Regions from separate parts of the Mus musculus genome. Here region 1 is linked to region 2. A link is a loop called in an ENCODE intact Hi-C map of the cell type or tissue named here. Cell type or tissue: gastrocnemius. All regions are shown on one strand. Each heading gives the region's core, and the rest is flanking DNA. Links, peaks and the distances in the headings are about the cores only.

Region 1 (2,906 bases), core at 296-2,795, 110 kb after region 2:
CTGGATTCATGGCCAGCCTGGTCTACAGAGTGAGTTCCAGGACAGCCACGGCTATACAGAGAAACCCTGTCTCAAGAAAACCCAAAAAAAAAAAAAAAAAGTCTCAGCACCCAAGAAGCAGAGGGAAGATGGTTGCAAGTTCAAGGCCAGCCCCAGTTGCATAAAGGCAAGGGCAGCTATGACACATAAAAATAATAATAGCAACAATTATAATAAATAAAATAAAATTGATATAAATAATATATAAATATATGAAAGAAAATTGTAATAGCAATAATAATGGAGACAACCCTGGGATCCCTACTCACCCATCAGCTGCAGGTTCTTTGACAGCAGAAATGACTCCTGCCACTCTTCAGCCTTTCAAGTCTCAGTCTTGTTACCTGTGAAACAGCATTGTTGCCTCTTATGCTGCCTCCTTGTGAAGTTAGAAGTAGACAATGAATATTTTAAAATGTCCCGACTGAGACTAGAGAGATGGCTTAGCCGCTAAAAGCACTGGCTGCTCTTCCAGAAGATGGTGTTTAATTCCCTGCGCCCACACAAAGGTTTACAACTGTCTATAAATCCAGTTCCAGGGGCTCCGATACCCACTTCTGGCCTCCACAGACACTGCATGCATGTGGTACACAGATATATGTTCAGGCAAACTCTCATACACATAAAATTAAAATACTATTTTAAAGTGCCGTGGTTTCTCAAATGCTCTCAGAGCCTAGGCAATTATCCGTTATTAACATAATGTTCCCTGGCATTTGATAGAAGTGGTCTGTAGGGGGCAGGGAATAGAGGGAAGTTACTTAGGTAACTCAGCCAGGTTATCCAGGAAGCTCCCACCAGCCTGCTTTAATGAGTTCCCCTTAATCATAGTGGCCTCTCTCCCAGTGCCTGGCTCTTTCTGAACTCTTCATGAACCCTGCAGTCCCTGGCTCACCCACATAAGCCCATGGTCCCTCTCCCCAACAAGATGTAGGCCCATCCCAACAACAGAGCCCCCCACTAGCTCCCAGGTCAGGCTTTCCTCAGCTCCCATCCTTCATGAACCTATGGGGGTTCCCACAACCCCTCCTTTCTCACTGAAGTATCAGAAAAATAAACCACAGGCTGGCTAGCCCGTCTCTAGAGCAGATGGGGTCTCCAGTTCACTCAGGTGTCCTGGGGGCATCACTGTGTGGCATTGGGAGGTAGGAGGCCTTGGGCCACCTTGGAGTCCCCCAACCTTGGGTTCCTCCCATTCTCTGCACCCCATACTAAATCCAAGGGAGGGGCTGGGAACTAGCATTTCCTAATCCTTTATTATGTGCTGGGCTCTTTGCCCATATTCACACTACTACTCCCATTTAACAGATGAGGAGAAACAGGTTCCCAGATCTATGGCAGGCAAGGCATAGAGGAGCGAGGAGAAATATAAATCCAGGGCTCTTACCCTCAGCTTGGGTGCGAGGGTGGATCCCACATTCACAGTCATCTGCTGAGTCTATGCACAGCAGATTTAGTGGAGCAGGTCAAAGAAAACAAAGTTCTCTAGGCTCTGGGTTCTGAGATTAGGATCTCCATAAGTACTGGAAATGGATATGAAAAATAAAGACTTGCTATTATGGTGGCTATCTTTTCATTGTTGCATTATTTTCTCAAAAAAAAAAAAAAAGTTCTCAGGAACCTCTTTTCCCAGAGTGAGCAACCAATTCAAATAAACAGCAGCAGCTAATATCCATGGACCACTTACTATGCACCAAAGCTCTTTATAGGAGTGTTCCCATGGAATCCAACAGACTGTACAGTTGTCTCTGTTAACCTGCTTTGTGGGTGCTGAGACTAAGATGAAGACATTTGCCGCAGATCACTGAGCTAGCGAGGAGGTTTCACCCCAACCGTCTAATATTATGCCTTGTGCCCATGCTCTCAATGTCTAACCCAATGAAGGGACCTCCTATGTGCTGTGTCAGAGAGTCAATAAAGAACCAGGATCAAAGCTGTTGAATACAGTGGGAAGAAGGATGGGAGGGAGGGAAGAGAGAGGGAAGGAGGCCCATCAGGCTGGAGGATGACCTTATGAACATGGAAGAATTGAGGCGCTTGTCTGTGAAATTGTAGTACCTCCTCTACTGCACCCTAGAGGGTGGGACAGGGATAGTAGGCAGATGCAGAGTGTCTGGGGACACACCCTGCCTGATGGACCGCCTCTTGGTGCTCAGCTTGCCTCCCACCTGTCCTATTCTTGAGTTGAAGATCTCCCAGGACATCATCTGTAAGCCGTTGCCACCACAGACCCACCCAAGCCCCGGGCACAGAACACACCATTGGCTAAGCTTTGGGAAGGAAGGACCACTAGGTGAAGAAGGCAAGCCCCTGTTCTAGGTGTCCCCACATGAGAAGAGCACCCTCCCCCATTTGTTTTCAGAGAGCAGTCAGTCTCCTGGGGTCCCTCATCTCCTGTTCCAAGGAGTCTGTTATTGCTGCCTCTCTCTTCCTCCAGGCCCCCTCCCTGCCTCCCTTCCTTCCAGCCCTGTGTTCTCTCCTCTGCTGCTTCCTCAGCACCTCACACTTCCTCCCCTCACAGGTTCCCCTTTCCTCTGCTTGGGAGGCTCTTTCACTGGATCCCAGCTGACCATGTGGTCGTTCTGCCCACCTTTCAAAATCCACTTCCATATCGGCTCTGCCAAATAATCTTTCCCAAGGTTAGGACCCCAGCAAGGCTTTCATGGCCTACCCTGTCGGGGCCATAAGTCGCATCATAATTTCATTGCCTTTAATCTCCACAAGGGACAGGCTAGGATGTGTTCTGCCCTGACTCCAGGCTGCACAGCATAAGGTACAGACTTTCGGGTCCACAGACGTGGTACACTGCAGACTCAGCTTGTTTCAGAGAGGCAAAGGAACACAGCACGAGGAATTCTTGAATTAGT
Region 2 (2,906 bases), core at 87-2,586:
TTTAATAGAAATTTTGGGAGGCTTGGTGGAAAAGATACAAGAGATTGTGAATCAAAAAAAAAAAAAAAAAAAGCAATGGTAATGCTATTTTACTTCCAAGGAACAGAGTGTCCCCTTCAAGCATGCATACAGGCTGCTTGCTTACCTCCTTCTTGTTAGATGAGTGAACTTTCAAGAGAGCAGTGAATACAAGAAGATCAGGGTGCCTAGAGACACTGCCCCTGTGGGACTCAGCCCAGCTCCCTAACAAGGAACAAAGCCTCATGTTAATGTGCTGAAAGGAACAGTGCAGAGAAGTGCAGGAGAAGTGCAGAGACTACGAAGGTTTCACAGTCCCAGGTGACCAACAAGTAGACTAAGAGCAGGTATGGTGATAATGTAGTCCATTAATCTCAGCACTCTGGAGACAGACGGAGGAGAATGAGAATTTGAGGTCAGCCTGGGCTGCATAAAAACACTGTCTCACTGTTGGAGCAGTGGCTCAAGTTAAGAACACTGCTGCTCTTGCAAAGGACCTGGCTTGGGTAAGCTACCCCGTGGTAGCTTACAGCTGTTCATAACACCAATTCCCAAGAGTCCTCCTGCCCTCCACAGGGACTCCTGTGATGTGCATACATATAGACAGACAAACAGACACTCATAAAAGTTCAAAAAAAAAAAAAGACGATTCTGTCTCCAAAACTATTTAGGGCAGGAAAGAGGAGGAACCACATATCTAGCGGGACCTAACAGCCATTTTGAAGTTCTTAGACACTAAAGCCTTGCCTTTGCTCTCCAGAGGTCAACCCATTTGTTCTGAACCCCCCATTTTGTTACTCATGTCCTTCATAGGAGTCCTCTGACCCATTCTAATCTCTCCAGTCCCAACTCTGACAACAGTGCTCCCTACTTCCCCGAATGGTCCTTCACTCATCCTTTCACAAAGTAAATGCACTGTCCTCCAACCACAGACTTCTTGCCAAATTCCTCCTGTCCTTGGGCACAAACAACCCAGAAGTGCTCTCAGATCCAGAACATTGTTGGGGAGTGGGAGGGGTGAGTAGAAGGGCTATTCACCCTCCTGAGCCTATGATGGGATGTCTGGGCAGCTACTTCAAAAACACCAGGGCCTGAGACCTGTTCCAGGGATGCCACCCAGACGGGACACTGCTCAAAGCCGCCTCCAGTCCTGGGAACAAAGGTGAGGAACTCTTGACAGGGAAACTTAGCCCTACTTACTGGGTATGAATGATACCACTGGTCAGCCCTAGCTGAGAGGGGGTCTGGGCTCTGTTTTGTTCTTCTCTGTTCTAATCTTGATACTTTGACTACATTCTCATTCCCTGTGGCTTAGGCTGTAATGGTGAGAAGCAACAGTCTTAAAAACCTCAGAGGAGCCAGCTCAGAAGAGCACCTTTGGCCCACCTCCCTCAGTGCTATAACTAATGGGGGTACTTTTGCTACCACCTCCTGGTGAAACTGCTCTGGCACACATTAGGAATTCTGTCTCTAGGTCCTGTGGACTCTGAGCTTCTTGGGGCTGTGCCCAGAGTCCACTTGATAGAGAGCTGGGGTTTTGGTTTTTTTCCTGTGGGGCAAACTTCTCTGGTTAGGACACAACTGTCAGGGCATGGCTTGGCAGAGCTTCCATGCCAAATAGGGGTATGTGTATGTGTGTGTGTTCTTTTGTCTGATTTCCCAAATTCCAGGCAGGAAAGCAAGCTTTCTGTCTCTACACAGCTCCAGATCCCCCTACCAACATTTGCATTCCCCGGGTATGAAAGGAGTTGGTAGCAGGCCCCATGGAGGACAAGGCTGTAATTCAGCCAGGCCCCAGTGACATCCCAACCGTGAGAGTGCAGCTGGGGCAGCTTACGAACAGCGCCCGGGTCCCAGGGGGAAGTCAGCCCTGTTCTCCAGCCCACAAGCGCCTATTGTTCACTTTCTTGTTTTTCTCCAAATGTTTAGATGTGCTCAGAGCACAGAGAAGCCTGAAAGCAAGACCATTGGCCAGGGCAAGCCTGAAGCAGGGAAACCCACCGCTGGAACTCTGGGGCCCCACACTCCCTCCTCAGCTCTTCCTACTCCCCCTGCCATGCGCCGGACTCCGGATCCAGGGGTGGTCTCTTCCTGGCCAGGGCTGTTCAGAGAGCAGTAGGCTTGGATTGTTCAGCAAGTAAAGTATGGAATCCAGCTCAGACTGGCTTGCTTGACAGTCAGGCACAACTGTCCACATTAACTTGAGGCTGTCCAACGTGAGGGCTGGGAGAGTCTGGGCAAGTGCCTTTCTGATTCCCCGCCACTGACCAAAGCTGCTGAAGACAGGAAATAGTCACTGAGTGTCTGTCGGGGCCCCTCTCTGCATCAAGATTGTGACTCTGAGGTTTGACCTTCAGGGTTTGACAACTGGCCGCAGCAGCGCTTATTGCGTATGCAGACTCAGGCAACCTCTCAGCCTCTCTGAGCCTCAGTTTCCCTTCTTGGTAAAATTTACTTACTCTGTCTGTAGAGAGAGCTATGGGGACACTCAGACTCTATAGGCTATTCTTCCGGTTACCATTGGTTACCATGACCCAGTTTGGAAGTTGCCCCAGCGCTGGGAACAGTCACTTGTGAACCTTGATGTCCACTGTGAGTCAGCACAGCTATGCAGGAGCAGTAGCGCCAGAGGAATGAAGGATGGAGTGCCTCTCGATACCAGGGTATAGAGAACATGCTGGAAAGCCAGCCTTCTCCCCTCCCTCTCTCCTCTGCCCCAGATCCCTTTCTCTTGGGAGTTCATATTACCTGCCCTCCCCCAGGCCTGGGATTGCAAGCTTCCCTGCGTCTCCAGGCCCTAACAGACCCAGAGAAAACCCTCAACCTGGAAAATGCCCCTCCCCTACCATCCTGGCAGACATTACTGGTCAGGGCCCTGAACAGGGATG

Evidence for each region. A loop is a pair of places that touch in the nucleus more often than their neighbours do. Peaks named below come from ENCODE experiments on the same cell type or tissue, not always from the same donor. Only the 100,000 strongest peaks of a DNase experiment are listed, where the experiment ranks them.
Region 1: a loop joins it to region 2, with 2.0 times the contacts of the local background. A loop is called at or near these places in 2 of 42 quality-filtered maps.

Annotation. Positions count from the first base shown.
Region 1 is chr12:80,080,796-80,083,701 of GRCm38, forward strand. It overlaps Gm36660 (a long non-coding RNA gene), which reads right to left. Exons shown (of 4, transcript XR_872852.1): 2 at 1,427-1,562; 3 at 309-383. Among named protein-coding and RNA genes, the nearest start is that of Gm36660, 3.8 kb to the right of the region's middle. In gastrocnemius, for the core only: no CTCF peak of the experiment used is centred there; no DNase peak of the experiment used is centred there; H3K4me3 peaks cover 117 bases; H3K27ac peaks cover 2,302 bases.
Region 2 is chr12:79,968,531-79,971,436 of GRCm38, forward strand. No RefSeq gene overlaps it. Among named protein-coding and RNA genes, the nearest start is that of 4933435C09Rik, 33 kb to the left of the region's middle. RefSeq lists an enhancer at 100-2,906. In gastrocnemius, for the core only: a CTCF peak has its summit at 1,446 (motif pointing left); DNase peaks (open chromatin) are centred at 1,509, 1,889 and 2,052; H3K4me3 peaks cover 170 bases; H3K27ac peaks cover 2,500 bases.